Regions from separate parts of the Homo sapiens genome. Here all the other regions are linked to region 1. Evidence: chromatin loops called from intact Hi-C (ENCODE). Cell type or tissue: OCI-LY7. All regions are shown on one strand.

Region 1 (2,500 bases):
TTCCTATTGAAATACAAAAGTTTCTAGGAGAAGAGGGAGGAACTTGTATATTTCAAACATATTGTGTGTGGGGTGTGTGTGGTGCTTGGCAGTTAATAAAGGGAAGAGTAGAGAGGCTTAACTCTTCTAATTCCCTCTTATTACCATGGAGCCTCAGGTTATCTTGTTAGCAGTTTGGAAACCTTGGAAACTTGGCTTTGAGGATCTAGGAAACAAAATGGCACTGGGCAAAGACTGTTATGCATGGCAGTGACTTACTTTAGTGCTATGCTGTCCAATCCAGTAGCCCCCAGCCACATGTGGCTCTGGAGCCCTTGGAATTCAGCTAGTCCAAAACTGAAATGTATTATAAATATAAAACACATACTGATTTTCAGAGTTAGTGTGGGGAAAAAAAGAACATGAAATATCTGAACAATGTTTTGTATTGATTACATGTTGAAAATATTTTAGAGGCCGGGCACGGTGGCTCATGCCTGTAATCCCAGCACTTTGGGAGGCCGAGGCGGGCGGATCACGAGGTCAGGAGATCGAGACCGTCCTGGCTAACATAGTGAAACCCCATCTCTACTAAAATTACAAAAAATTAGCCGGGCGTGGTTGCAGGCGCCTGTAGTCCCAGCAACTCGGGAGGCTGAGGCAGGAGAATGGCGTGAACCCGGGAGGCGGAGCTTGCAGTGAGCTGAGATCGTGCCACTGCACTCCAGCCTGGGCGGCAGAGCGAGACTCCGTCTCAAAAAAAAAAAAAAAAAAAAAAAAAAAAGAAAAGAAAATATTTTAGATATGTTGGGCTAAATAAAATACATTATTAAAATTAATTCTACTATTTTATTTTTAAAAGATGGCTACTAGAGCATTTAAAATTACATAAGTTGCATTATATTTGTATTGGACAGCATGGCTCTAGTGGCTAGGAGGACAGACCCCCACCTAGAGGGCGCTAAAGTCCAGTGCATGGGCAGAGGTGCTACCGAATGAGACTGCAAAGGCAGGAATGTCACTATGAGAAAAGGGTGGCCTCAAAGCAGGGGGAGTAACAAAAACTCCCCAACGTGTCTGGTTTGCAGCCTGGCTAAACACACAGGAATTTCCAGCTTGTCTTCCCATCCCAAGCACTTTGATTTCGTTTGTGTGGACTCCTGTCCTAGAGAATGGTGTGGGGATGAGGTGCAGCTCTCTATGACTCTAACTAGATTTGACTTGGGGTTAGCTTCTGAGATGATACCAGGTTCTACATGTGGAATCTACGTTGTAGATTACTGAGATGTTGGATATGAGCTTGTTACCACATCAAGCTTAGGAAAGCTGATAATTCTGTTTATTTGGTTGATATAAAAATTTCAGATAATACATTTTATGTGTAAGAACTTGCTTTATTGTTTTTCTAAACTGACATTGTGGTTTGACTCATAGACATTGATATCAAAGCAGGAATAGCTGAATTTTGCATAGTACTTTACAGTTTTCAAAGTCCTTTTCAGCAAATTATCACTTTTTATTGTCACAACATCTTGTGAGGCAGACAAGGCATGTATAGATTTTTATCCATATGTTATAGCTAAGAAACCAAAAAAAAGGTTGCCTTGACCAGCATTTAAAAGCTGTTAAGTGACAGAACTAGTGATGGATCATGGAAGATCTGATTGGATACCTTGGCTTCTGGTCTCTGGTGGCTTCTACTGGTGCATAGAGGGTGACTGAGGTGGGGCAGGGAATGAGTGGTCCATAGTTGCCTGAATTCAAGCAATTATGTCCCCTTAAGGGTGAGGAAAATAATTTATAGGGTTTGGATGTCAAGATTTGGAAAGCTGCCTTTAGGAAATGGAGGGAAGGAGCCTAATTGGAGTACTGCCTTCACTCAGCATGAATGGCTTTGAAGTCCCTGTCTCTGTTTGATTCCTTCAGCAACCTCCCTGCTCTGAAAGGCCCTGCTGGTTCCTCTGCTTTAGGCAGAGCCCAGCAGAGGGTGCTGGGAGCCTACTTCAGGATAGGATGGGTGCCAGACCTGTCCACTTTGCAGAGATGGTTCACTGGAAGAGGAAGAAACCTAAGAAAGGAATGGTTGTTAGAGCTTTCCCATCAGCAGAGTGATGATGATGGTGACCATGATAGAAGCAGAAGCCTGGATACACCTGGGGGGTGTAGTGCGATCTGGAAATGTTAGATGGTCCGGAGCAAATTTCCTCAGTTTCCATTATTTGTTTAAGTCTTGAAATGGCAGCCATGAACAAGCAGGGAATGTGAGACAGAGAAGTTAGGAAATCAAAGGCCTGGGGAAAATGGTAGCAATGATCTCTACATCAATGCCACAGATGCCAATTGTTCTTGGCCACACTTTTGTGTTGTATTTAGAGATTACCATGATTCTGACATGAATATGTTGTAAAAATAGGTTCAGCAACTTGCCTAGCTCCCAGCAAATCATTGCACAGACAAACTTAGAACCATTCGACAGAGTGACAGAGTCAAAGTGGACCCAAGGGATGTTTCCATCAAATGC
Region 2 (2,500 bases), 830 kb after region 1:
GCAAAATAGTACATCTTAGAAATAGTATTATTTAAGGATCCACAAAGACTAAAAATCTTCAAGCTCTTTGAAAATGTAGAGATGCTTGTTAATTTAACATTTAACTACAGTAACTTTAAAAAATACTTTGGCATCTTGGTTTCATTATACAAATATATTCTTACTCTCTTGCTCATAGGAGAATCTAGAATTCATATTTAATGTTCTGATTAATGAGCATAAACAATGCTTTTAAGATTTTTTTTTACCTGTGTATAATCAAGCCATCTAGTTCCCAGTAACTGCAAATGTCACAGATTTCAATGGTCTCTTTGGGACTTTTAATCTGTTTGCTTTTATAAAGAAGGTGATTTTATTTTTACATTAAGGAAGCATTAACATCATTAAATGGGCTCCCACTTTATGATAACTGCAAATGTCACATTGATCCAGAAAGATAAGAAAATGTGCTCATCTTTGGAACAAATATCCAAGGCATGAGCAGGCAACCCACACTATTTGCATTAAAAAACAAATTGTATAAATGCAGAAGATTGATGTGCCATCTGTTCATGTCCTTCACTTTTCTGGCTCTACTGTGTTGAGATATTTTTATGGAATAGTTACGTTTATTATTTTGAAAATGAGCCACAGGTTAAAAAAGTTTATGGTGGGTAATATAACTCAAAGCTACTGGTTTACTCTGTTCCAGGTATTAAAGCTTGCATTATGTTACATTTCATGTTTTTAAATGTATCACTCTGTCCCTTATGTGGTCTGATGTTCAGACCAAAATAAAGTGTATACGAAATTATAAAGGATGTTTAGGATCAAATCCAAAATATCTTACTAAGACATCTCTTGGAAAGGAGAAGAAAAAAGTCCTTTAAAAATTAACGACTTCAGAAACCTCTGGCAATAGGCATCAAATTGCTCTGTGACTCCCAAGGAACATAAAGGAGTAAAACAGAGTAAATAAATACCTTTTGGGGGGAAGCACATTGGCTTTTAAAGGATGTGCTAAGGCACTACTTTCTTCATTTAATTTGTCATATAAATATCTACTAGCTCATCTAGAAGTTATGAAATTCCATTTTTCTTTTACTTTCTTTTACTCACACCACCAATATTTGCTTTCTTTTTTGAAATGGAAAAAGAAATCGCAGTTTTCCTGCAAGAAGCTTAAGGCTCCATTGTGAGTATTTTACATTTTTTGATTAATTGGACACACACATACACTCACACAAACACACACACACAAAAGCAATTGTGCAGAATGAAGCTCTCATTCAATAATCGCCCTCTGGTGGCAACTGCCTTCGACACCCTAGGCCAAATTTTTTGTCTACAGTACCTTTAAAAATTTATACAAGCCTCCTTTTGCTGTGAAAATTGTACATCGTGTGGCGTCTATATCACTGAATACCATTTCATACATGTTTGTGTATGTGAGTGATTTATCTATAGGTTCATGTTCCCTCAGAGTTTGATCTTATGCTTTTGGCATCGTTGGTTTCTGGTTAGAAAAAGAGTGGCAAAAAAAAAAAAAAGAAAGTTTTTTTCCTGAATTTTGAAACACTCCTGTCAAGTCACTAAAATCAAAAGCTTAAAATAATTTTTAAACACATAATCTTATATTTTCCAAAGGATACCTGATTTTCTTCATCCCTAACCACCAACAGTTTACTGTATTTGGAAAAGATCTATGATGGTAGCAATAATAGCGATTTCTATTTCATTGTCTTCTCAGTGAACATGTGAAAAAAATGCACGCTAGAATAATTTTTCACACCATCAATAATAAACTTATTTTATGTGACTTCATATTTAGCATGTGTAATATTCAAAAACAGTTCTTATTTTGATTTTCTTTGTTTTTTTTTTTTTTTGCAAATGAGTCACTAGTGTACATGAAAGAACAGGACATTATCTGCTGAGAAGCTCAAGCCATATCACTTAGCATGCCTGGGCTTGGGACATGCCCCATGCATCCATGGAGGTCCTCTTTGATTAACTTAGTCTAAAGAATCAAAGAAAGTTTCTAAACGAGGGAAGAGGGATCAAAGGCAGCAACTAAAATGAGTGAAGAAAATACACAGGGTAGGAAGAAGTAAGTGCTGGTTAGGATTTTCTGGAAAAAGAAGTGAAAAAGTTGTGAACATAGAAAAAGCCACTATAGAATATTTTAGAATATCTACAACTTTTTCTTAAAATTGTTTTTACTTAACCTTAGGCAATAAATTGGTCTGCCCAATGACTTCCAGACTACAAGGATAAAGCTAGAGACCAAGTTGGAAATGTGATATGGAAAACATTAGTAAAATAGAGGTTTCAGTCATTACAGAACGTAAGTGACCTTCACATTGTATATAGAAGAATGAAATGCTGTAATATAATCTGCCATAGCATTTCATAAAGGTCAGAGAAAATTCCTGTAAATCCATATTTACTCATGGAAGGCATACAGTCCACCTTGGAAGAAGCAGTGGTTAAAACAAGTTTGTAATTGCTAATATTGGAA
Region 3 (2,500 bases), 470 kb after region 1:
TTTAAAGTTAAGTTCTGAGGAATAAGGACATTTTACAATGCCCTCTTGTGAGAACTTCCTTGGGCAGAACTCAGCCAACTCCTCATTCCTCCTGAGAGAGTTCTATGGTCTTACTGGTTTTCGAGCTTCAAAATAGACTCTGTGCCATTAAGTGGTTATGCTTCTTGAGCACACACACACACACACACACACGCACACACACACAAAACCTCACCCTAAAACTCTAATGTTGTGCAACACTAAAGTAGATGGCCCTTGGTGCAGTGACAATCTTCCTGCCTCTGTTCATCACGTGTTGATTGGTAGATGTCAGTTCTCAATGCCCTGCTCCACATTTCCTTAGTGCTCCACTGTGAAAACATATACCATTTTTGAAGACTTAGCACATGCCAGGCATTGTACTGAAATTTACATACATTATTCCACTTAATCCTGTGAGGTAGGAATTACAATTCCTGATTCACTGTGAGGAAAGGGAGACTTAGAGTGGCTAAAAACATGCTGAGAATCACATGGTAGAGCCAATATTTAGACTGTACTCTCTCTGATTCCAAAGCCATTGCTTGTAATTGTTGCACACCTTGCATTGCAGTGTACCACTGCCCTTTATACACCTTAGCGGGGGAGAAGGTGGTTGTTCAGGGAGGGTTTTGCTTATATGCCTGTCTGTCTTCCTAATGAGATTGACAAACGAGATAGGGTTCTTGTTTTGTTCATCTTTGTATGGTTACAGCAGGATGCATAGGAGTTTAATAAATAAATCTTAAATTTAAAAAGTACTCCTTTTTGTTATCATAAAAGTTACACCTCCTTGTTAGGAATAACTAGACAATAAAAAACAGTATAACTCATTTCCAAATAACAGTATCCAGAAGTAATTCAGTACATCTTTGATAAATGAGTGAATTCCAAAAATTAAAAAAAAATACTTATAGTCTTGTGCTGCTTCTAATATATTTGTATGACAATAGGCACACCATGACCTGATTGCTTGATGTTAATTAAGCATGATTAGTGCATGATAAAGTCTTTAGTCTTCACAAAGCTAGAAAGTGAAAGAGAGGAAAAAAAAGCCCAAATATTTCTATGATCAAACGATTTTAATTCACAATATAAAGTTCCTGCAGTAGCATTTTATTTGAGACTATACATCTTTGAGTCACTTACATTTAAACTATTAAACTGATCAGAAGTACTTATTTTAAAATTATCTCTTTATGATAGGAATTATATTTCAGAAATTTAATAAAAATATCCTTGTATTTGTATGCCAGTTAAATAGGACTTGATTTAAGTGCTGTAGTTAAAAGCAGTTTATTGGTGAAAGTCTAGCCCCTAGTGGACAGGCGTCTCTGGTACACGCCCACACACTGAGCTAGTTAGGTACAGTTTGGAGGGATGCCTTCTTAAACCTCAAGGGCTTCAGAATGAAACCGTCTGCAAGACTTTTGATGTTAATATTTTCTTCTCTTTTTTTTCCACAAACATATCCATTGTATGTCTGGATTATAAGAATTTTATAATATTTTAATGAGCATTAAGACTTTTTTCCTGCATTATTAAAATTTCTTGAAAGCAGTAATCCTCTTCCCTGCTTAAAGAGTAAAGTTTCTTTCCTTTCTTTTCCTACTCCCTTTCTTTTTACTGTAAGTATCCAACATTTAGGCAACATTAACTCTTTCAGGATGAATTTAGATTGCACTTATAACTCCACTTTCCACACACACATATTTCATAAAATTCACAATTTCTTTTAAAACTAAAAGGAATTATTTTTAATTACTTCTTTTCACTCATGTAAGCGTGTATGATATATAGACATAAAAATAAAGTGCAAAAATTTAACACCCAAATAAGATAGAAACACAATATTATACCTGATATAAAGCATATGCAATCAGAAAGTTATAATTTTCTTAAGCTTATAAAATCCTTCTTGTTCTAAGAATTGTTATTAAACACATTTTATGATTCAAAGAAACCATAATTAGAGTTCTGTAATCACCTTGATGATCCTACATGTTTGCTTAGTTTTAGAAACTTAATGCAGAAAGACTGTGAATTTGCATTTCAAATACAGTCAACTCTGCTATAATATGACATATGTGTTGTAGGGCTTATGCACAAGGGGCACAACACTCAAAACCTTTGTCAGTGATACGTAAAACAAGTTTGAAATCTAACAAATATGAGAGTTCTCTTTTACACACATTACATGGTCCGGAAATACATAAATACTATTTTACCATAAATATGTCACATTACCTTGAAACAAACCTGAAGTTTGCTTGTGTAAGTGGGTGTCAGAAGTGTTGCAACTTATGAGTTTTTGTGAAATTGTAGAAGGTGGCTTATCTGAAATCAGCTGGAAAGTTCTAATAGCAGATGTGGATGGGTGTGACTCATAACACAGGCTGGTGAACTGAGGTAGCTGGCAGATGTTTGAGGAGCATATGTGTGTTTTGTGTATTCCTGTGTAGCTTGTATGAATTGGGTACAG

What was found. Hi-C counts contacts between places; a loop is a spot of excess contacts. Peaks named below come from ENCODE experiments on the same cell type or tissue, not always from the same donor. Only the 100,000 strongest peaks of a DNase experiment are listed, where the experiment ranks them.
Region 2: it touches region 1 in a loop (9-fold over the local background); 17 of 110 quality-filtered maps call a loop at or near these places.
Region 3: a loop joins it to region 1, with 11 times the contacts of the local background. A loop is called at or near these places in 11 of 110 quality-filtered maps.

What each region holds. Positions count from the first base shown.
Region 1 is chr2:199,484,591-199,487,090 of GRCh38, reverse strand. No RefSeq gene overlaps it. Among named protein-coding and RNA genes, the nearest start is that of SATB2-AS1, 18 kb to the right of the region's middle. In OCI-LY7, CTCF peaks have their summits at 955 (motif pointing left) and 1,956 (motif pointing right); DNase peaks (open chromatin) are centred at 950 and 1,960; H3K27ac peaks cover 430 bases.
Region 2 is chr2:198,656,495-198,658,994 of GRCh38, reverse strand. The region is part of intron 1 of LOC105373831 (a long non-coding RNA gene); the gene reads left to right. Among named protein-coding and RNA genes, the nearest start is that of LINC01923, 280 kb to the right of the region's middle. In OCI-LY7, a CTCF peak has its summit at 1,275 (motif pointing left); a DNase peak (open chromatin) is centred at 1,284.
Region 3 is chr2:199,018,924-199,021,423 of GRCh38, reverse strand. No RefSeq gene overlaps it. Among named protein-coding and RNA genes, the nearest start is that of SATB2, 440 kb to the left of the region's middle. In OCI-LY7, CTCF peaks have their summits at 1,114 and 1,337; a DNase peak (open chromatin) is centred at 1,353.